Linked DNA regions of Homo sapiens: region 2 is linked to region 1. Evidence: chromatin loops called from intact Hi-C (ENCODE). Cell type or tissue: Caco-2. All regions are shown on one strand. Each heading gives the region's core, and the rest is flanking DNA. Links, peaks and the distances in the headings are about the cores only.

Region 1 (12,310 bases), core at 2,715-7,714:
GTCAGGCTCTACAGAGCCACAGAGAGGTGCATAAAGATAAACTAAAGATAGAACTTAAGCACAGTTATGTAAGATGTTATCGGCCGGGCGTGGTGGCTCACGCCTGTAATCCCAGCTCTTTGGGAGGTCAAGGCGGGTGGATCATGAGGTCAGGAGATCGAGACCATGCTGGCTAACATGGTGAAACGCTGTCTCTACTAAAAATACAAAAAATTAGCTGGGCATGGTGGCGGACACCTGTAGTCCTAGCTACTCGGGAGGCTGAGGCAGGAGAATGGTGTGAACCCGGGAGGTGGAGCTTGCAGGGAGCCGAGATTGCACCACTGCACTCCAGCCTGGGCAATAGAGAGAGACTCCATCTCAAAAAGAAAAAAAAAAAAGATGTTATCATTGGGGAAACCAGATGAAGGGTAAAACAGAACTCTCTGTGCTGTTTTTGCAACTTCTTGCAAGTATAAAACTATTTTAAGCCAGGCAAGGTGGCTTACATCTGTAATCCCAGCACTTTGAGAGGTTGAGGTGGGAGGACTTCTTGAAGCCAGGAGTATGAGACCAGCATGGACAACATAGCAAGACCCTTATCTCTACAAAAAAAATAGCAGGCATGATGGTGCACGCCTGTAGCCCTAGCTACTCAGAAGGTGGGAGAATTGCCTGTACCCAGGAGTTTGAGGCTGCAGTGAGTCATGATTATACCACTGCACTCCAGCCTGGGCAACAAAGCAACACTCTCTCTAAATATAAATCAATTAACTAATTAATTAATAATTAAATCATTTCAAAATAAAAAGATTTTTAAAAGAAGATAAAACAGACTGAAAGTTTGCGACCTAGCAAAGGGTAAGATATACCCTCCCTAACAACAATCCAATCCTTAAGAACTCAAAAATAGAATGTAGAAAGTAATAAATGCTATAATTGATGTGCATTAAGTTCAGAAGAAGATAAGTTTTTCTTCATCTGGGAGACCACGGAAAGCTTCTTTGAGAAAGTGGCGATTTAATTTGGCAAAAACAAAATCAGGAAAGTGCCAGATACCTGATGAAGTAAAAGCAATTACATTTAAAAAGTTAACAAAACAAAACACAGATGTGAGCAGATGCCCTACATAGATTAAACAGGTACACGACACTGGGCCACTGACCAGTGTTTAGGCTTCCCCTAAATGGAAAGGCAAGTGAAGAAAACAAAAGGCACCCCAAAACATCTTACAAAAAAATGGCTACTCTGACTATTCCTTTGATTTTCTTAACTGATAAAAAGGTAGGCCAGGCGCGGTGGCTCATATCTGTAATCCCAGCACTTTGGGAGGCCGAGGTGGGCAGATCACAAGGTCAGGAGATTAAGACCACCCTGGCTAACGTGGTGAAACCCCGTCTCTACTAAAAATACAAAAAATTAGCCAGGCGTGGCAGCATGCGTCTGTAGTCCCAGCTACTCGGGAGGCTGAGGCAGGAGGATGGCGTGAACTCAGGAGGTGGAGCTTGCAGTGAGCCGAGATCACGCCACTGCACTCCAGCCTGGGTGACACAGCAAGACTCTGTCTCCAAAAACAAAACAAAACAAAACAAAAAAAAAAAAAAAAAAAAAAAGGTAGACATCATCTTCTAGGAGCTAATTTACATAAAGAATTTCATCCATCCCATGCATCAGTGTTCGTGTTCATTACGCTCTAACAGAGGACTTGGGTTGCTTTTTCCTTAGCTCTGAACTGGCTCCATGGACAAACCAGAGGTGTTTCTGTGTGCGCCTTGCCTGAGGCTCTTGAGAGTCAGAAACTCTCAAGATTTCTGACTGACCCAGAAATCAGGGTGCACTTCTCTTCACCAGAGCCAGGGAGTGTGTTTTCAGAAGACTACCATGCTGTAGAGGACATATGCATACAGGCGAAGAGATCAAAAATCTGTGGTTCTGACTCTCACTGCTAAAAACTTTCCAGAGATGACAGCAGCAGAAACCCAGGCCTGACAGCACCTGTGGTCCCCGGCCCCACACTCTCCACTCCGGGTGGGCCCCCTTAATCTTCAGGTGCCACAATCCCTTTCTGCACCTTCACCACCACCCCAATGTACATATATTTGCCTAAATAATACAAGAAGATCAATCTCAATAATCTGTTCCTATTCCATACATGACTACCACATGGGTTCTATTCCCTTTTTATTTAACTGGCAGTTCATTAGTAAAAGAATTATGAGACTAGAAAGGATATCAAGATCTACCTCTTCAAACAAGATCACCTTACAAAAAGTGATAACAATTCTTTTCTTTAATAGTATATTACCATTTTGGCTTCAAGATAGTTTTTATCTACAGAACAACTTGGGAAGATGAATTTCAACAAATGATATTTTTAATTTTTTGAGGTTTCAATATTTTATTCAAGTTTTATTTTAAGTGATGTTAATTACAGCACTTGAAGGGGAGGATCTAATTCCACACAAAATGAAAGACTCTAAAATGTACCCATTAAACTGCTAAAAAATAAATTGAGTGGTGAGAATGCAACAGAAGTCCAATTTAGATTTTAAGTGTTGTCACCATGTGATTACAATCACACAACCTCTCCCCAGCTTATAGCTGGAGCTCCTGGAAGCTATTTCATACTCTAGTGCAAGGGCAAAAAAGCACAACAAGAGAAGGAATTCAGTCCTGAATTATCAGCTTCATCAGATCCACCCTCTCCACCCCAAAATGGTAGAAAAGAAGCAGCTATCACACCCTGCAGACCTTTTGGTATAAGACAGGTGATGAAGGACTGGGATGGGAACAGGTCATGAAGATCTGTCTAAAAAGATCCCTTAGCCGGGTGCAGTGGCTCATGCCTGTAATCCCAGCACTTTGGATTACTTGAGGTCAGGAGTTGGAGACCAGCCTGGTCAACATGGTTAAACCCCGTCTCTACTAAAAATACAAAAATTAGCCGGGCGTGGTGGCACGTGCCTGTAATCCTAGCTACTGGAGAGGCTGAGGCACGAGAATCACTTGAACCCACGAGGCAGACGTTACAGTGGGCTGAGACTACAGCACTGCACTCCAGCCTGGGCGACAGAGTGAGACTCTGTCTCAAAAATAAATAAATAAATAATAAAAATTAAAAAGTCTTTGTCAGGTGAATTTGTACACACCACGAAGCAATGAGCCTCTGATCAACTGGGGTTAGGAAACCAAGGTTCAATTATCAGGAAGTCACAGTTTCATTCATTTATTCAATACAAATTTACAAAGTGCCTATACATAATCATCTTCCACTTGCAGCCACTGCAAGATTTTTTTAAAACCTGGCATCTCTAGAAGGGCTACCAAATTCCCCCCAAGTCTACAGCTAAAAGGACCTTTTTTGGAATTGGGTTTCTTCTGTATGTCTGAAAAGGTAGCACTCTTTGAATCATCTTTAACCTGGAGGTCTAGCATGAAATGTAGCAATACTTGCATCTCAAATATATGTTAAAAGATACATTAAATTCTGAAGGTAGCTACACTGCAAAATAGTTTAAAATTAAACAACTGTACAGTATTCATTTGTGCTTGAAATTCTAATCCTAGACCAAGCTCATGGCCACCAGCATCGACGTTCTTGCCATCCAGCTGAGCTGACAGCATCAGCTTGATACTTGGCTTTACGGTCTGAGTGTACCCTAAACCTATCAGGCTAGGGTTGTACACTTTAGCCAAGAAGCAGGCATCAGGGTCCATCTGATACTTGCCTGCTGTAGTGAGTGTTATTGTTTCCTGATGAAGTGAGTGTTACTGTTTCCTGATATCCAGGCAAGCTTAACAGCAGTGTCCAACTTCTTATTCACCTCTGGGAAACAAAGGTGCCAAACTCTGCCCCGTCATTCACATAAGTGTGAAGCTGGAATTCATCAATCTTGTAGCCAAGAGTAAAGTCCCTCTGCTTCTCTTAAAACTCTGTGGTCTCAAAATTCATCCGGTAGCCATCCAGCCAGCCCTCATAACCCAGCACCAGGGCACCCCAGATTGAAGCCTCAACAATCCACGGTGCAACCCAGGTTGATATGCTCCTGCCTATAGCAGTTTTGATTTTAGCATTTTTTCCCCCCAGCATTAGGTGACAAGCGATGAATCAAAGGTCAGCTTCAGTCCACATGCAAGCTGATCCTCCACGCAATCTCGGTGCCTGGTGTGCGGTCAGTGTTTCATTTCTCCATAACTGTCAGGCCATATCTGGTCCATCTGTACTTGGTTCGCAGGCTGCCAGTCACTTTGGTGGCCTCAGTGTTGGCTGAGCCTAGTTTGTAAATTCTAATCCCTTCTCAGATTTTGTTTTCAAATCAAGTTTTATTAAGCCTAATCCACAGCCCTTGGTGAACACATCCCTGGCAGATTTGCCAAGATCAGCGTACGTGGGAGGCTTAACCATCTTCTGCTTAGAGGCGGTGGCAGTGGGCTCAGTGGTGGTGGCAGGCTCGGTGGTGGCTGCAGCGGGGGCTGCCTCAACAAATGACATTTTGAAAAGCGAGGTAGTTCATTCTGATATCATTATTTGCTATTTCCTAACAACAGGTAACTAATGTGTCCAGTGCTCAACTCAGATTATTCTTACTTAACTACTGTGTACTAGGTACTCACTGCAAACATTAGGACAATGATACTTCTACGCACACAAAGTTTCCAAATGTACATTAAAACAAGTTGCCCAGGTTGGTCTAGAACTGCTGGCCTCAAGTGATCCACCTGCCTTGGCCTCCCAAAGTGCTCAGATTACAGACCATGAGCCACTGAGCCTGGCCAAAACAAAAGATTTAAACAAAGGTAGGGATATTTCAAAGTATCTAGACTATAAGGTCTTCCTGAAACAATAAGCTAAGTGTTTTAGTCTATAGTCATGAATACAAAAACATTCGCAGTACTAAAAGCAGCAATACTCGAATACTCTGAGTACTGAGGTATTGCTGACTCCTAACTCTCCACAGATAACAGCTAAAATGCATGAGTTATCATCCAAAGCTTCAGATCTGCCACTCTCCGCCTTGTACCATCTGCTCCAACTAATGGAAAGTAACACAGTCCCCAGTCTTCTCACGCCTCTTGCCTTTGCACATCTACCCTCCCTTCTTGGCCAGCATCAACCAGGCCTTCAAGTCTGAGCTCAAGGATCACCACCCCAGGGAATCCTTATCTTAGGTCCACTAGCATGGCTGAGCTTCTCCCTGATGTTCCTACAGCAGTCAGTGCTTATCTCTAGCAGTGCACATAGCACAACGTGTAGTGGTTGTAAATTCAGCCGTCTGTCTCTCCAGCTAGGAAGCAAGTAGGGCTGTGTGTCTTTAAAAAAAACAAACAAAAAACACTATATTGCCTAATCATGGCACTTAATAGGTACCCAGAAAATACGTTGCTTGACTAAATTAATGGTACAAAAAATTTAATCATTAGAGAGTTCAACTGTTTTATCAGTCTAATGGAATATTTAGGACAAAATGATATATTTGGTGTGTTGATTTTAACAATTAGAGATAATGCATTACTATCCTTACTTCATACCACACACAAAAATTAATGAGAATGAGTGTAGTACTAAATTTAAAAGTGAAAACTTTAAGATTTTATTTTTTTAAGAGTATTTAATTTCTTTCTTTCTTTCTTTTTTTTTTTTTGAAACAGGGTTTGGCTCTGTCGCTCAGCCTGGAGTGCAGTGGCACGATCATGGCTCACTGCAACCTCTACCTCCCAGGCTCAGGTGATCCTCCCACCTCAGCCTCCCAAGTAGCTCGGACTACAGGTGTGCACCACCACGCCCAACTAGTTTTTGTATTTTTAGCAGAGACGGGATTTCACCATGTTGCCCAGGCTGGTCTTGAACTCCTGGGCTCAAGTGATCCACCCACCTCAGCCTCCCAAAGTGCTAGTATTACAGGAGTGAGCCATTGTCCTCAGCCTATAAAGATTTTAGAAGAAAACACAGGAGTAATGTTTGTGACTGAGCAAGTAGGCAAACTTTCTTACATAGGGCACAAAAAGTAGTAATCATGAAAGAAAATACTGATAAATTAGACTTCACCAAAATTTAAAACTTTAGTATAGTAAAAGACACCACTAAGAAAATAAATTGGCAAACCAAAAAACTAGAGGAAAATATTCACAACACATTTATCTGACAAAGGACTAGTATCCAGATTGTACAAAGAACTCCTGAAACTCAATAGCAAAAATAACCCATTTTTTAAAAAATAGGCTATGTGGACAAACATTTCACATAATAAATTATGTAAAAAGCCAATAAGCTAATGAAAATGATGATCAACTCTGTCATCAGAGAAATTAACACCACAATGAGACATTACTACACTTGAGACAGAATAACAAAAATTTGTAAAACCAATAACACCAAGTTTGTGAAGTAACTGAAACCGTATACAGTCATACACCACATAATGACATTTCTGTCAACAATGGATCGTATATATGACAGTAGTTCCATAAGATTATAATACTGCATTTTTACTATACCTTTTCTCTGTTTAGGTATGTTTAAATACACAAATAGGCTAGGCACAATGGCTCACATCTGTAATCCCAACACCTTGAGAGGCCAAGATAGGCGGATCACCTAAGGTCAGGAGTTCGAGACCAGCCTGGTCAACATGGTGAAACCCTGTCTCTAACAAAAATACAAAAATTAGTCAGGCGTGGTGGTGCCTGCCTGTAATCCTAGCTACTCGGGAGGCTGAGGCAGGAGAATCGCTTGAAACCAGGAGGCGGAGGTTGCAGTGAGCCAAGATCATGTGCCACTGCACTCCAGCCTCAGCAACAGAGAGAGACTCTGTCTCAAACAAACAAAAACAAAAACAAAAACGAAATACAATACACAAGTATTTACCACTGTGTTGTAACTGCCTACAGTATTCAGTAGATTCTGCATAAGCTTGTGGCCTAGGAGCAATAGGCTATACTATACAGCCTAAGTGGTGAAGTATGTAGCAGGCAGTACCATCTAGGTTTGTGTGAGGACTCTCTATGACGTTCACAGAGCAAAGAAATCTCCCAAGCATCTCCGGTCGTTATGCGACACACGACTGTGTACTGTTGGTGGGAGTACAGAATGGTAGACTGGTACAAAAGTTAATTGTGGTTTTTGCCATAGGAATTAGTGGCAAAAACTGCAAATACTCTTCCTTTTTTTTTTTTTTTTTGAGATGGAGTCTCGCTCTGTCATCCAGGCTGGAGTGCAGTGGTGCGATCTCGGCTCACTGCAACCTCTGCCACCCGGGTTCAAGCGATTCTCCTGCCTCAGCCTCCCTAGTAGCTGGGATTACAGGCACTTGCCACCACGTCTGGCTAATTTTTGTATTTTAAGTAGAGATGGGGTTTCACCATGTTGGCCGGGCTGGTCTCCAACTCTTGACCTCAGGTGATCCGCCCGCCTCGGCCTCCCAAAGTGCTGGGATTATAGGCAGGAGCCACTGCGCCCGGCCAAAAACAGATCTTTTATAAAAACATAAAAATATATTAAACCACTCCATGAAGATAAATGTGAAAATTTAGGTGAAATGGACAATTTCCCAGAAAAATGAATCAGACCAAAATTTTCAGTTTTAGAATAACTGGAAAAACTGAACGGTCCTACAATCATGAAAAAAATTGAATCTACACTTTGACATCTATTCACCAAAAGATGCATACCGGGTCCAGATGATTTTACAGGCAAGTTCTATCATATACCAAGCATGAATAATTCCTATTTTATATAACACTGTCCCAAATAATTAAAAAAGCAGTCACCAACTCATTTTAAAAAGTCAGTGAAAGGCCAGTCGCAGCAACTCACGCCTGTAATCCCAGCACTTTGGGAGGCCAAGGCGGGTGGATCATCTGAGGTCAGGAGTGCAAGACCAGCCTGGCCAACATGGTGAAAACCCATCTCTACTAAAAATACAAAAATGAGCCAGGCATGGTGGCACATGCCTGTAATCCCAGCTACTCAGGAGGCTGAGGCAGGAGAATCACTTGAACCCAGGAGGTGGAGGTTGCAGTGAACTGAGATCATGCCACTGCACTCCAGCCTGGGTGACAGAGTGAGACTCTGTTTCAAAAAAAAAAAAAAAATTAGAACCATGTGTGATGGCTCACAACAGTAATCCTAGCGCTTTGGGAGGCCAAGGCAGGCAGACTGCTTGAGCCCAGGAGTTCAAGACCAGCCTGGACAACATGGCGAAACTCTTGTCTCTACAAAAAATACAAAAATTAGCCAGGCATGGTAGCATGCCCCTATAGTCCTAGCTACTGGGGAGCTGAGGTGGGAGGATCACCCGAGCCTGGAGAGATTGAGGCTGCAGTGAGCCATTATCATGCCACTGCACATCAGCCTGGGTGACAGAATGAGACCCTGTCTCAAAAAAAAAAAAAAAAGTTACTGAAATGTTGATACCAAACCCAGACAGACAGTACAAGAGAGAAAAACTGTAGGCCAATCTTACTTAGAAACACAGATGCAAAAATTCTACATAAATTAGCAAATGTGATCCAAAAATGCATTTAAAAATAAAAATAAAAAGACAAGAATGCCGGCTGTCACCATTTCTCATCAGTACAACTCTAGAGGGTTTAGTCACTGCAGCAAGACAAAGGTATTATAAAGGTTGCAAAGACTGTCTTTATTTCCAGACAGTATCACTGTCTACATTACAACAAAAATAGACCCTTTGAATTATTAGAATAAATGAAAAGTACAGGTGCTCTTTGACATACAATGAAGTTAAATTCCAATAAACTCATCATAAAATCAAAAAATCTTAAATTGAACCATCATAAATTAGGGACAGTCTATACTGCTACAAGTAAGATGAAGGTACAAAATCAACTGTACAGCTATATCAGCAAAAGGCAGAAATTATAATTTTTAAAAAGGATATAATCAGCAATAGCAACACAAGTTATAAGGTACCTAGATATAAATCTAACAAAAGATATAAAATAATTTTTAGATGAAAATCATAAAACTTTATTGAAAGACATTAAAGAATAGTGGAGTAAGTGGAATTATATACTATGTTCATGGATAATAAAACTAAATAATGTAAAAATGCCCACTCTCAGGCTGGGCGCAGTGTCTCACGCCTGTAATCTCAGCACTTTGGGAGGATGAGGCAAGTGGATCACGAAGTCAGGAGTTCAAGACCAACCTGGCCAAGATGGTGAAACCCCGTCTCTACTAAAAATACAAAAAAATTAGCTGGGCTTGGTGGCAGGCACCTGTAATCTCAACTACTCCAGAGGCTGAGGCAGAGAATTGCTTGAACCTGGGAGGCGGAGGTTTCAGTGAGTCGAGATCATGCCACTGCACTACAGCCTGGGCGACACAGCAAGACTCCGTCTCCAAAAAAAAAAAAAAAAAAAAAAAAAAATGCCAACTCCCTAAATCCATAAATTTAATGCAAAAAATTTTAGTGTAATGTGATCAAAATTCCCAAGAAGGGTTTTCATGGTAATTAATAAGCTGATTATATTATTTCAGTAATTAAGACAGTATAGTGTGAATGCTGGAATTAATAGGATGGCAGGCCGGGCGCAGTGGCTCACACTTGTAATCCCAGCACTTTGGGAGGCCGAGGCAGCTGGATCACGAGGTCAGAAGGTGGAGACCAGCCTGGCCAACATGGGGAAACCCCATCTCTACTAAAAATACAAAAATTAGCCAGGTGTGGTGGTGCATGCCTGTAATCCCAGCTACTCAGGAGGCCGAGGCAGAAGAATCGCTTGAACCCAAGAGGCGGAGGTTGCAGAGAGCCAAGATCAGGCCATTGCACACGAGCCCGGGTGACAGAGCAAGACTCTGTCTCAAAAAAAAAAAAAAAAAATAGGATAGTGAACCTAGAAGTAGATCCACATACCCACAGAAACAAGATAAATGGCAAATGAGGCTCTTCAGATTAGTGAAGTACATACTGGACTATTCTGTAGTGCTAAGGAAAGTGTTATCCACGTGAATAAAATTAAATTCCTCACATAAATAATAATAGGTGGACTAAAGACTCAATTTGAAATGTAAAAGTTAAGTAAATTATTTATAAATATATTTAAAACTTTAAAGAAAATATAAAAGAATCTTTATGATCTTGGAGACGATATTGGATATTTTCTCAGACAAGTTAAAAATCACACTAATCATAAAGAAAAATTTGATAAATTTGTCTGTTAAAATGTACAGCTTCTTCCTTTCGCTGCCTGACTGCTGCCATCATGGGTTGCATGCATGCTCCCAGGAAGGGCCTGTCCTGGTTGGCTCTACCCTAACAGTGCAGCATCACCACTTGGCTGAAGTTGACATCTGATGAAATGAAGGAGATTTACAAACTGGCCAACAAGGCCTGACTCCTTCACAAACCGGTGTGATACAGAGAGACACATGGTGTTGCACAAGTACGTTTTGTGACAGGCAATAAAATCTTAAGAATTCTTAAGTCCAAAGGACTTGCTCCTGATCTCCCTGAAGATCTCTACCATTTAATTAAGAAAGCAGTTGCTGTTCAAAAGCATCTTGAGAGGAATAGAAAGGATAAGGATGCTAAATTCTGTCTGATTCTGATAGAGCGTCAGATTCACCATTTGGCTTGATATTATAAGACAAAGCGAGTCCTCCCTCCCAATTGGAAATATGAGTCATCTACAGCCTCTGTCCTGGTCGCATAAATTTGTCTATGTACTCACGCAATAAAATAATTGTTTAAATTTTAAAAAAATGTACAGATTCTATAAGCCCCAAAACACCATAAACAAAGTAAAAATACCAGCCACAGTCAGAAAGATATTTGCAGTCAGGCATTGTAGCTCACGCCTGTACTCCAGACACTTCGAGGTCCGTACAGGAGGAATGCAGGAGTTCAAGACCAGCCTGTGCAACATAGTAAGACCCTGTTTCTACAAATATTTTAAAATAAATAAATAAGACAAGATATTTGCAATACACAATCAGTACCTAGGATGTATAATCAACCATTTAGAAAAAGAAAAGTCAGGATCAAGCACGGTGGCTCACAACTGTAATCCCAGCACTTTGGGAGGCTGAGGCAGGCAGATAGCTTGAGCCCAGGAGTTTGAAACTGGCCTGGGCAACACAGTGGGAACCTGTCTCTACAAAAAAGTACAAAAATTAGCCAGACGTGGTGGCATATGTCTGTAGTCCCAGGTACTCAGGAGGCTGACATGGGAGGCTGAGGCTGCAGTGAGCCATGGTCACATCACTGCACTCCAGCCTGGACAACAGAGCAAGACCTTGTCTCAAAAAAAAAGAAGTGGGGGGCCAGGTGGCGTGGCTCTCACACCTGTAATCCCAGCACTTTGGGAGGCAAAAGTGGAAGGATCACTTGAGGATCGAGACCAGCCTGGGCAACACAGTGAGATCCTAACTCTACAAAAAATGTTTAAATTAGCCAGGCGTGGTGGTAAATGCCTGTAGCACCAGCTACTTGGAAAGCTGAGGGTAGAGGATCACTTGAGCCTAGGGCTTCAAGGCTGCAGTGAGCTATGATCGTGCCACTGAACTCCAGCCTGGGCAACAGAGTGAGACTGTCTCAAAAAAGTGTGTGTGTGTGTGTGTGTGTGTGTGTGTATATATATATATATATTCACACAAAAATTTGGACACAAATGTTTATAGCAGTCATAATAATCAAAAAGTAAAAACAATACAAATGTTCAACTGATGAATGGGTAAACAACATGTTGCATAACCATACAATAGATTATTATCCAATCATAAAAGGAATAAAATACCACATGGATGAATCTTGATAATAAACTAAGTGAAAGCAGCCAGACACAAAAGGCTCCATGTTGTATAACTGTATTCATATGAAATGTCCAGAATAGGCAAATCCATGGAGATAGATAGCAGATGGTTGTCAGGGTATGCGAGGAGGGGGAACAGGGTGTGACTACCTAACAAGTAGGTTTCTTTTTGGGGTGATGAAAATGTTCTGGAATAGTGATGATAGTTGTACAATGTAGTGCGTATCATAAAAACCACCAAATTGTATACTTGAAATGGTAAATTTTGTTACATGGATTATATCTCAATTTTTAAAAAAGGAATGAGCAATACAAACAACATGCAGATAAATGTTTTTAAACATTATGCTCATCAAAAGAAGCCAGACATGAGGCTGGGTACAGTGGCTCATGCCTGTAATCCCAGCACTTTGGGAGGCAGAGGCAGGAGAACTGCTCTAGCCCAGGAGGTTGAGGCTGTAGTGAGCCATGACTGCACCACTGCACTCCAGCCTAAGTGACACAGCGAGACCCTGTATCTCAAAAAAAAAAAAAAAAAAGAAAGAAAAAAGAAAAAAAG
Region 2 (12,310 bases), core at 3,505-8,504, 77 kb before region 1:
GCCAGGCTGGTCTTGAACTCCTGACCTCAGGTAATCTGACCGCCTTGGCCTCCCAAAGTGCCGGAATTACAGGCGTAAGCCACCGCGCCTGCCTGCTTGTCATGATCTTTAACCAGTTATCAGTTTCCAGTCACAGTACATCAGGGTCCATCTCTGATCATTAATGGTTTCCTCTCAAAAGAATATAAATCCCAGTCATTATAAATTCATCAAGTTCATTCTGTTAGGATGAACTTTTGTTTCCCTTTATGTTCTTGTTTCAATGAATTTTGTGTTCTTTGGCTGTTTACAGACCATGTGTATACCATATCTGCGTTCATTCTTTGGTCTTTGAGTTGGGATCATGAAGGGAAAAAGGGCCATAGAAAGCTATCATAGGTGACAAGACCTTTCTGAGTGTGAAGAGCTCAAGCGGGCTGCCAGGCTTCACTGTGGGGTCCATGATGACAAGATCGCTGGTCCCTGCCAGCCATCCCTAGGGCTGCTCCCAGGTGCAAATCCAGGATAGCAGTCCTCCCAAGACATCCCAGTTTGGGTGGATATGGGTTGGTGGATTAAACCAGAAAGTCTGCAACTCAGAGGCACTGGAGTCACCTGTCTAGTTTCTTGATGCGAAAGAGAAAGAATATGGAAATTTTCTCTTCACTCATTCACCCCACGGATTCTTGTTAAGGGTCTATTATGGGCAGGCACTGTGCTAAGTGCCCAATCAGAGATTAAATGTGAATTATTTTCCCCCAAAGGAATAAAATGCATGATGCCTGCGATGCTATCTGGTCAGCCCAGAAATGGAACAAGTAAGAGGTGAAGAGGAAACAGAGAGAAAAGGGAAGAGGGAGCAAATAATCCCCACCCACGACAAACACTGGGGCCACAGCCCATAGCCAGCTGGCTGACCAGTGGTGACTGACAAAGTTGGAAGCACATGGCATCTCGTTCCATCAAAAACCTTCAGGAACACAGTGTTTCCATAAGCAAGCATCACACACACTCACAGTCCGGAATGCTCTGCTAGCTTACCACATACAGTGGATTTTTGTTTACTTTGGAAAATCTAAATTTGAATCTAGAATCTCATCACAAGGCCTGCCTCGCAGACACTGGGCCCTGTCACGCGTATGTCCCTAATGCAGCAGGGGCGGAGTGGGGGGAGGCCAGCCCACTAAGGTGGGCCAGACCTCAGGTCTCGGGTCCCCTGCCAGCTGTTCTCTGACTGCCCACCATTCTGCCCTTCAACTGTACAACCTGTCTTGCATCAACAGTTGGTGTTCAGTTTTCAGGGGATGAGCACCAAGTGCAATTTTTTTTTTTTTTTAGATGGAGTCTCACTCTGTTCCCAGGCTGGAGTGCAGTGGCCCGATCTCGGCTCACTGCAACCTCTGCCTCCCCGGTTCAAGCAATTCTCCTGCCTCAGCCTCCCGAGTAGCTGGGACTACTGGTGCACGCCACCATGCCCAGCTAATTTTTTTGTATTTTTAGTAGAGACAGAGTTTCACTATGTTGGCCAAGATGGTCTTGATCTCTTGACCTCGTGATCCACCCACCTTGGCCTCCCAAAGTGCTGGGATTACAGGCGTGAGCCACGCGCCCCGCCCAAGTGCAAAATATTAACCAAATGGAAGTTAAGCTTTGGCACAAAATTGATTGCTGCCTCAGTGAATTAAATTCAGTGAGCTGCCTCCTTATCTTAGCTGTGCCTGTAATAATCAGCAGCACCTCCGCCTGATCTCTAGGTAAGGAAGTTGGAGGCAGAGCGAGATGGGTATTAGGTAGGATATGCTGTTGGCAGAATATAGCTGCAAGATGATCATCTCCTTAGCGGCAAAAGAATAGCTGGCTCTTCTCCACATTCATCTCCACTAAAGAATTCACTCCCCCCACCCTTCCCACATCCACTCTGAGCACTCTGAGAGCGGCAGGAGACCACTCTGCTCTGACAACTTTCTCTGCCACTGACATTATCTCCTAATTATCTTCTCAGCAGTGACGGCCTGGTACCAGTCTTCAACTTGTGCAAAATGATTATAATACCCAATCTGATTGAGAGGAAAAGGAAATTCTGCAGTTCTTTGAGCTTCTTGGGGCTGTTACCATTTTCCCAAAGGGCCTAAATATTCACAATGATCAGAAGGGGCAAAACACACACATTACTTTAAATGACCATTACTCAGAAAACAATAATACATTTTTCAGCCAGATGAATATGTTTATGTAAGAGGGTAACTCTTGTCTGCAGCAGAGTTTCTAAGAACCAAAGCCATTAAGTTAATGGCCTGAAACAGAACCCAAACAATGTCAGGCTCGTATTTGTTCCATGACATACACCCTGGGTGGTGGGACACACTGTAGTCTTTTAAAAAAATGATTTTTCTTTTAGAACAAATAACTTTTTCAACAGCTTTGAGGTAAGCAGCTGCAGCACATGGCATGCTTTGCTAGGGGAAGAGGCCAGTTTGGCCCAGAAATCAAGTGCTGGCGTTTAAAGGCCAACTTCGATGAGCATGTGACTGCGTCTGTCCTTAGAGAAGGAAGAGTAGCAATCACACCCCAAGTCTCCGGCCCAGCCTCAATCCCCTTCTTCCCTTGGTCTCTGGTCGCCTCTTGGTGATATAAACCAGTTCCTGGTGGCCTAAACCTCCTCTACCACCAGTGTGGAGCCAATCGGTCAGATAAATAGAGCCTGAAACCGCTCATCCTTGGTTAGCTTCCTTTGGTTTCATAAACCCAGAATCCCCGACTGGCCATGCTAGTGGTCTAAGGGGTCTTAGGGCTGTGAATGGACAATGCTTCCACACAGATGGAAAAGCCACCCGAGTGTTTGCAGGCCTGACACCTGGGTGTAAGGACCACACACAGTGTTCCACTGCAGGTCAGTAAGCCATCCTCCTAGCCCCTTTCCTCCTCAGGGACTCTCTGGGGATAGCCCCAGTGAGGGGCAAAGGCCTGAGAATTTGGCACAATGCACACTGCAGCACTTCTTAGCGCTCGAATATATGAACAACAACTTTTAGCTCTCCAGACTGGAGCAGCTGTGTGGGTTTACTTTAACTGGGAGTCCATTGGATCTCCAGTCCTGGTGTGACTAAATTTACTGTGCAGTTCTCTAAAAACTACCTAGTTCTTTGGGGCAGTTTTCTTTCATTTTGCAAAAATAAAGTTATTAGAGCAGCCTCCTAAGCCATCAGCTTACTGGTCATTAAACCTCACAATTGCTCAGGTGAATGGATTGTCTACATTTAAAAAACATCATTAATGATTCTATTACTGGCTTTGTGAGAGGAAATGTTCGAAGAGAAGTACACTGTAACATTCAAGCTGAAATGCTCGCTTCCCTTCCAAATATACAGCAGCTGGGTGCCTCTCCAAGCCTCCTTTTCCCTCTCCTGCCCACCTGCCTTCCCCCAGCTCTGCAAGGTGCCAGCCTTGCCAGTTTCTGGACTGTGGTCGTCAGCAAGGCTGTTGCTGCTGCAAGGAAGCTGGGACACACAGGCCATCAGCTGGGCTGCCAGTTGTCATTTAAAACCTCAGGCTTCTACTATTTCTTGTAAATAACTGGGGAACAAGTGCCTCTCCCCAGTGCTAGTCTCACTTCATGCCTTCCTCAAATCAATTCAACAAAGATTTGTTGGCCAGTTACTAAGCGTCAAACAGTGACAGAGAGAAAATGCAATCCCAGTGAAGAAATAAAAAATTTATCATCACTGAGGATGTGGAAGGCTGAGGCTGGCCCTAAAAATGCCAAAATGAATGTTGCCAGCGCTGCCTTTGAGACGCCGATGGAAGACCAAGTCCTTACCCTCAAGGAACACACAGCCTCAGAGACTCATGGGAGGACACCACCAACCTGCTGTGACAGCAGGCCGAGCCAAGCACTGGGAGCAGCAGAGGGAGCCCTTCCAAAGGCAGGGACTGTGGAAAGAGGGAGGCAGAAGCATCTGAGCTGGACTATGGTGCCTAAGATTTCAGGAGAAAGAAGGTGACACGAGAACATGATGCAGGAAGTCACAGTGTCAGCAAAATGCAGGAGGGTTTCAAGGTGTCAGGAAAGAATAACCCCCATCAGACCCCTGTAACAAAAGACAGATTCACAAGAGAAAAACGAACAGAAGCTTATTAACATGTAGAGTTCACATGTGCATGGGAGACACCCGGGCAATGAGAGTTCTCAAAGAGGCAGCCTTGAATTCCAGCTTATTCTCAACAAAGAACAGTAAATTTTTAGATAAGTGACAAGACAAGAGAAAAGGACTTTGGGTCTCTAGGGGGAGCACTCTGGGGGGGAGCAAATACATGCAGATAAAGGCAAATTACCAAGGCTCGTTAATGTAGATTCTTCTGGTACCATCTCCATGCCGATAAGGGTCCAAAGTTGTCTTCAGCAGTTAAACTTTGTCCTCCCTAGTAGAAGAGGGAGCCGGGGCCAGGTGTGGTGGCTCACGCCTGTAATCCCAGCACTTTGGGAGGCCGAGGTGGGTGGATCACCTGAGGTCAGACGCTCAAGACCAGCCTGGTCAACATGGTGAAACCCCGTCTCTACTAAATATACAAAAATTAGCCAGGTGTGATGGCAGTTGCCTGTAATCCCAGCTACTAGGGAGGCTGAGGCAGGAGAATCACTTGAACCTGGGAGGCGGAGGTTGCAGTGAGTCGAGATTGCACAACTGAACTCCAGCCTGGGCAACAAGAGCGAAACTTGGTCTCAAAAAACAAAAACAAAAAAAAAAAAAAAAAGAAGAAGAAGAGGGGGCCAGGAAACCTTTTGTCCCTGTAAATCTGTGTCATGCTTTTAGGCAAATACAGGAAGGGCAGAGAGCTTTCCTGCATCTGCTTCTTCTTATCTTCAGCTCATCAATCCTTCAAATTTGGGGGCAGCATATTCTGGTCTTCCAAGGAAAGTCAGCAAGGATGGTGGAAAGGATCAAGGAGAGATGGGCTCCTTGATCCTTGATGTCCACAGGCTGGGCCACTTAGGGAGGGTCTTGGAGACCATGTTGAAGAGTCTGGCCCTGACTCTGCCTCATCAGACAGTGATTGGAAGTTATGGAGTAGGGAAGGCCTCTATCAGATCACTTCTCTTCCTCTGACAGAAGCCTCCCTCCCATTCTTGCTGTGGGCCTTCTTGCCTTCCAGGTGTAAGGGGTGAAGTAGAGAGGAAGAGGTGCCAGCCCAGCCTCCAGCACTCTCTTCTATGGAGTTGAAGTTCAAGGGAATTGGGGCTGAGGGTTTGTACATCTGGGTCGGTCCTGATTCTGATCACACTGCCCCGCTTTGTGACACCAGGTCAGTTCTCCTCTGGTCAAATGCCAGAGATGGCCCCTAGAGATTATAACAATTAAAAGAATCCTCCACATTTCCACCCTCTTTGGGTAATGATAATGTGTGTGCATGTCTATCTCCCCTAGTGGACAGTCCTTGCCTTAACAGCAGGTGTTATTTTGGTCTTCAGCTTTGCATGTCTTCAAGTTTAGCACGATGCCTTGCACAGTTTGAGCACTGACATACATCTGTTGAGTGCACATATTACAATACTTTTTTTTTTTTGAGATGGAGTTTTGCTCTTGTCGCCCAGTCTGGAGTGCAATGGCGCAATCTTGGCTCACAGCAACCTCAACCTCCTGAGTTCAAGTGATTCTCCAGCCTCAGCCTCCGGAGTAGCTGGGATTACAGGCGCTCGCCACCATGCATGGCTAATTTTTGTATTTTTAGTAGAGATGGGGTTTCGCCATGTTTGTCAGGCTGGTCTTGAACTCCTGACTTCAGGTGATCCACCCGTCTCGGCCTCCCAAAGTGCTATGATTACAGGCGTGAGCCACCACGTCCGGCCAACAATACTCTTTATTTTTCTACCTTATATGTAAATATTATTTTTAAGTTCCATAGTCAAAGAGAGCAGTAGCAATCCTCATGCCAATACAAACTCTTCCCAGTTCTTCCACTCAGTCACCTTAAATTTTACTTAACTCCTAGAACACTAAGAAATCTAGCAAAGAGTGCCGATGTCTGCAACAGTTCTTATTCGCTAATGCAAAAACAGCAAAATCCCTAAGAGGATTTAAAGATGTTTATCCAAGCTCATACTTGTCAATGCAGAACAAATTCATAAATAGATAAGTCTGAAGCTGGATTTCAACATTGACAGATTCTAGCTTTTGCAGCAAAGCCATTGTCACAAGCACCACCTTCTTTCTGGGGCCCAGCATCCAGGCTTCACCTTGCCACCAGGTGGATGCACAGGAATAAATCAAGACTGGCTGCTGGAGCCTCTATCACAGCCTGCACACCCTCTGGGGTACTGGAAAACACATGGCCCAGAAATAGCTCATGGTTGGCAAGGAAGTAGGAGAATGTAACACCTTTCTATTTCCAATATGAAATTTATACCTGGAGTGGGACTCTGGAGGATTGAGACTGCTCTCCAAATCTTACTCACAAGATTAACCAGGACTGATGCAAAAGAAAGAACTAGATAGGCAGTAACTAGTAGCAGAGTCGGGCACTGTTCTTGGAGCCAAGAAACCCAGTTCCTGGACCTGGGTCCACTGCCACTAGCCATGTGACATTGGGCAAGCCACCTAACCTCCCTAAGCCTTGCTCGTGCCTGCCTTGCTTACTGCTTGTGGCAGTCAACTAAGTTAACATATACAGATGTGTGTTTTAAACTCTAAATCACTGTGCAAGCTCAGCTAGAAATTATTGGCAATGCCAGGGATGTGGGGGTCCATGCCCCCTCCCTGAGCACCTGGCATAAGGAGCCTGACAGCAGGTGGACACCGCGAGGAAATGATCTTTGGGTGATCTCACCGTTCCCACTCAATACTATTCCCGAAAGAGACCCAGAGAGCTGTGTTCCTTTCTGTCGATAATGAAGTGAGCCCTAAGAATAAACGTTTCACATTTATTGTTCTTTAAATAATAAAGCAATTGATATTCACTACAGAAAATAACAGAGAGCAAAAACAAGAAAATGTACATACTCACTGTCTTAGCTTGGGCTGCCATAAAATACCACAGACTGGTGGCTTAAACAACAGGAATGTATGTTCTCACAGTTGAGTTCTGGGGTGCAGGGCTCTCTTCCTGGCTTGTGGGCTCGGCTGCCTTTTCGCTGTGTGCTCACATGGCTTTTCCTCGGTGTGTGTGCACAGAGACAGCTTTCTTCTTGTCTCTTCTTGTGAGGCCACCAGTCCTATTAGAGTAGAATCCTATGATTGCATTTAACCTTAATTACTTCCTAAGAGCCCTATCCTCAAATACAGTCACACCAGGAGTTAGGGGTTCAACATATGAATTTGGAGGTAGGGGGCACAATTCAGTCTATGGCACCCAATAGTCTCACCCGCCTAGAGAAAACCACTATTTATACCTTGATATATCTTGTCTCCTTCTTCTAAGCACATAATTTTTTTTTTGAATGAGATCATACTATGTAGATTACTTTGTTTTGGTTTTTGTTTGTATTTTATTTGAGAGGGAGTCTCGCCCTGTCACCCAGGCTGGAATGCAGTGGCAGGATCTCGGCTTACTGTAACCCCTATCTCCCAGGTTCACGCGATTCTCCTGTCTCAGCCTCCCGAGTAGCTGGGATTACAGGCACCTGCCACCACACCCAGCTAATTTTTGTATTTTTAGTAGAGACAAGGTTTCACCATGTTGGCCAGGCTGGTCTCAAACCCCTGACCTCAAGTGATCCTCCCCCTTCAGCCTCCCAAAGTGCTAGGATTATAGTCATGAGCCACCTTGCCGGCCCCATGTAGATTACTTTGTAACCTGCTTTTATCACTTAACAGTGTATGATCATAGTCTTTCCACATCATCAAACATTTCCCCAACATCGCTGTTAGTAACTTTGTAAATTCTTTGGCATGGCTATACTATTGTTCCTATGGTCCCTAAATTTGGACTTCTGGTTTCTTACCAACTTTACTCAGAGTGCTGAAAGAAAGGCCCTTGACTATTTCCTGGGAATGAAATGATGGGTCAGTGGGCACATACATTTCTAAAGATTTTAATGAGCAGTGTCAGAACATTTGGACCCATTTATGCTCCCAGTAGTAACAAATAAAAATGTGACTTCACTTTTTCAAGAATAAACTTTTTATTTTGGAATATATTTGTATCTACAGAAAAGTTGTAATTATAGCATGAGGAGTTTCTGAAAACACCTCACCCAGTTTATCCTAATGTTGATATATTACCTGACCATTGTGCATTTGTCAAAACTAAGAAATTTAAATTGGTATGTCATAATTAACTAAACTGCAGACTTTACTCACATTTCACCAGTTTTTTCCACTAAGGTTCTTTTACTGTTCCAGTATCCAGTCCAGGACACCACACCATATTTTGTGTGGCATCACTTTTTAAATCTTATTTGTTATCAACTGCAAGAAAGTCCCTGGTGCTTTGGGGGCTTGCTGTCTGTGATGCTAACTAGTGGTTATTCATTGTTTTGGGGTATGTCTTGTTTCTGCCTATATTTGTTTCATCAGCAAAGTTTACTGTTGTATAGGGCAGTGCCAGAGATTTAGAGAAAGTGACCATGGTGGCTTACTGCCCCCACCCTAACTTTGTAAAGAGCCAAGGGGAAGGCTCTCTATGTGGGAAAGGACATATGTGTGTTCCTACTGCATCTCCCATGTGAATGTCATGCAGGAAACATTTATAAACAACAGCACCAAAATTGGATTTTGCTCTATATTTGGAAAAATTTGGCCCTTCATTACAAAGCAAGCTGATGCTATCTTATTTAGTTCATTCTTTTGCTCATCTCCTGTAATCATTAAATTACAGAGCCATATTTCCAAAGCTCTAAGAAAAAAAATGGATTAGGAATAAAATCTTTTAAGCTCCTTTAGAAAAGCTCTGGATTCATTTATGAATGGTGGATGCAGATCCCAGGGAATGATCTATTCTGAGCCATCCTGGGTGAAAGATTGGCTTCATTTTCCGTAGCTCTACAATGTTCACTCTCTAATGCAGAACAAGGATGGTGCCTTTAATATTTTGTTCCTGGATGTATTCCTGATTGCTGCATGACCCAATCCCCAGGGGCAAAAGTGAACGAAGGAGTGAGAAATGATATACGTGAATGATCAGGAGGAAGACAAAAATTTTAAAACCCAGGGAAACAAGGCTGCTGTGTTGTTTATCAGACTCCTCTGAATAAGGCCATTTTGATCATGTGGACTTATTCCTCACCTTTCTCAGAACTGTCAAACTGAAAAAGTCTTTGTTCTTTCCTTAGAGAGGCCTGTTTCTCTTAGATGACTCGAAAACTTAACAAATAATCAGTGAGCTATTAGAACAGCTCTCCCACCAGCATTCACAGGCTGTTATCTTCCTAGCTCCAAATCTGTCTGAAACCATGATTGATTCACTTATATTTTCATTTCCCCTCATTTTCTCCGAGAGTCCAATTTGGACTCTTTTCAGCAAGGTTCATTGGGGACACCTATTTGTTTCTCTGGGCAGTCCAGTTTTGCCTTAGGATTTCCCCCAGAGTCACCAACTCTCATTCCGGAGGAAAGTGCTGTAGGCTGAGCTCCCAGGTTCAGCTGGGGAATCTTCAGGAAGGACTCTTCTGGAGAGCGCTGCTGTGACTATTTTCCTCCCAGACAGCTCTGCCAGGATGTGGCTCTGCAGGCCAGATTTGCATTCCAAATACAGGGCCCATTTGCCTCATTATGTCTTGTGTCTTTATTAAGAATGAGGGGAAATTAGAGCAGAAGAACATTTCTAACATGGTGCTATTGAAATCCCCCAGCAAGCCATCTCCTACTCATGGAGCGCTCCACATTGTCCTCACTTCTATGACCAGAAGACAAGCCCCTAATGGTTGCCTAAAGACCCAGGGCAAAGTGACCTACCTGGTTCAACACCCATAACTCACAGCTCACTAGCATGAGCTCAAACTCTGCTTCCAGCACCTTCTAGCTTGCAACAGCATCCTTAAGATTGGCTTATTTACAGCCAGTTTGGGGACCAAGGATTGAAACAAAGTGGCAACAGAAACAGACCAAATTTCTCTCTACAGCTTCCTGAGAAAGCTGTCCTTCCCAGCCTTCTCAATAATCAAGAGTAGATGTCTAGCATACACTTGTCTCTCTTTTAAACATTTTATATCTCTTTTTTTTTTTTTTTTTTTTTTTTTGAGACGGAGTCTCGCTCTGTCGCCCAGGCTGGAGTGCAGTGGCGGGATCTCGGCTCACTGCAAGCTCCGCCTCCCGGGTTCACGCCATTCTCCTGCCTCAGCCTCCCAAGTAGCTGGGACTACAGGCGCCCGCCACTACGCCCGGCTAATTTTTTGTATTTTTAGTAGAGATGGGGTTTCACCGTTTTAGCCGGGATGGTCTCGATCTCCTGACCTCGTGATCCGCCCGCCTCGGCCTCCCAAAGTGCTGGGATTACAGGCGTGAGCCACCGCGCCCGGCCTAAACATTTTATATCTCTTGTCTTTGATGAATTCCATCAATAAAGATGTTTTTACGGTGCCAGGCACTCATATCAGTATCTTAAAATTTGGCCCCCTATTTTTCCTACCAAAGATACAGCAAAATCTTAGGGATCTCTTTATTCATAACAATTAGAGCATCTGAAATTCGCTAAATAATTATTTCATCAGTTTAATTCAAATAAAGTCAAGATGTACCAAAGCCTATGCCTAAGAAAATGATGCTAAATGTCAGAAATGCCTTATAGGCATGAACTCAGGAGGCTCTCCCTGCCACCTTCCTCTAATGCATTCAGGGAAAGGGAGTTTGTCTCCCGTCTGCTCTTAGTCCATGCTGCAGCCCACATCTCCCTGCCCTGCCAGGTCACCTGGTCCCTTCCTCTAGTCTCTGCTTCTCCTTGGCCCTTTGCTTGTTGCACTACTAGTTACAACCTGAAACTTTGGGATCTCCTTCCTTCACATCCTGGGTGTCAGGGAGTGGGTAATGCCAGGGGAGGATGGGTGTCCCCCACCTGCTGATTCTCTAATACAACACTGTGGTGGTAGCAGATTCAGGGGTGGTAGTGCACAGCTGTTACTGAAACACCAGGGTTCAGTCTAGGTCCTACTGCTGGCAGCATAGAAAGCCAATCACTGAGACAACAATTATGGCCAAAGAGAAGGCTTTAGTTGGGTGCTACAGCCAAAGAGATGGGAGCTCGGTCTCAAATCCATCTCCCTGACTGACTAAAATTAGGGCTTTATAAAGCAGGGAAGAAATGTAAATATATATGGGAAAATAGGAACTCAGGAGGGGTAAGGAAGTAATCTCGATGAATGAGGGTCCTGGCATCTCATCGTCTGGACGCAATGATCTAGTAAGCTTCAGTTCTTTGATACTTTTGAGAGTCCTGGGGATCCTTTCCTGAGGAAAGAACTCAGATACAACAACGTGAGTTTCAAGCTTTAAGACCAGAAGCGTCAATTTCTATGTGTATCAAAACAAAACAAAACTGTCTATGGGAGTATTGGGTTGATTTCACAGCCGTATCAGTTAGGATTGGGTTCAGCTATGTTGATGCAGTTTAAGTCAGTCAGTCTAGCACAAAGTTTACAAACACAAATTGTTATTATATTAAGCCCAAATTAATTAACTTTGGGCAAAATAGCTAATCTCTCTGTGCCTCATTTCTTATCTGTAAAATAGGGATAATAATAGTACCTGCTTCATAGAGTTGGTAGTAAGAGAATTAACTTAGTACATAATCCAAGCATTTAAAACAGTACTTGACATGCAATAAGTGATTATTATGATAAAACAGGAAAACAAAAAAAAACAAAGAATTTTATTTATCTCTTACATTAAAAAAAAAAAAAATGCCCAGGCACGGTGGTTCAGGCCTGTAATCCCAGAACTTTGAGAGGCCAAGGTGGGCAGATCACTTGAGGTCAGGAGTTTGAGACCAGCCTGGCCAACATGGTGAAACCCTGTCTCTGCTAAAAATACAAAAATGAGCCGGGCGTGGTGGCGGGCACCTGTAATCCCAGCTATTCTGGAGGCTGAGGCAGGAGAACTGATTAAACCCAGGAGGCAGAGGTTACAGTGAGCTGAGATTGCACCACTGCACTCCAGCCTGGGCAATAGAGTGAGACTCTGTCTCAAAAACAAACAAACAAACTGTCCAAACATAAGAAGTTCAGAGCTGGTACAGCAGCTTCATAGTACTGTTAGACTTAGACTCCTATCTTTCTGTTGCTTCTTCAAGATTACCTCATAACACAAGGTAAGTGCTGGAGCTCCAGTCATTGCATCCAAATTGCAGTCTAGAAGGAGGAGGAAAGGCAGATGGGCCAAAAGAGGTTATCTTGACTGAGTAAACT

The links. A loop is a pair of places that touch in the nucleus more often than their neighbours do. Peaks named below come from ENCODE experiments on the same cell type or tissue, not always from the same donor. Only the 100,000 strongest peaks of a DNase experiment are listed, where the experiment ranks them.
Region 2: it touches region 1 in a loop (2.7-fold over the local background); 1 of 110 quality-filtered maps calls a loop at or near these places.

What each region holds. Positions count from the first base shown.
Region 1 is chr2:42,459,614-42,471,923 of GRCh38, forward strand. The region is part of intron 1 of KCNG3 (potassium voltage-gated channel modifier subfamily G member 3); the gene reads right to left. It also overlaps the pseudogene VDAC1P13 and the pseudogene RPS13P3. Among named protein-coding and RNA genes, the nearest start is that of KCNG3, 28 kb to the right of the region's middle. In Caco-2, for the core only: no CTCF peak of the experiment used is centred there; a DNase peak (open chromatin) is centred at 5,175.
Region 2 is chr2:42,381,471-42,393,780 of GRCh38, forward strand. It overlaps a transcript of KCNG3 not described here. Among named protein-coding and RNA genes, the nearest start is that of COX7A2L, 26 kb to the left of the region's middle. In Caco-2, for the core only: CTCF peaks have their summits at 3,851 (motif pointing right) and 5,420; a DNase peak (open chromatin) is centred at 3,861.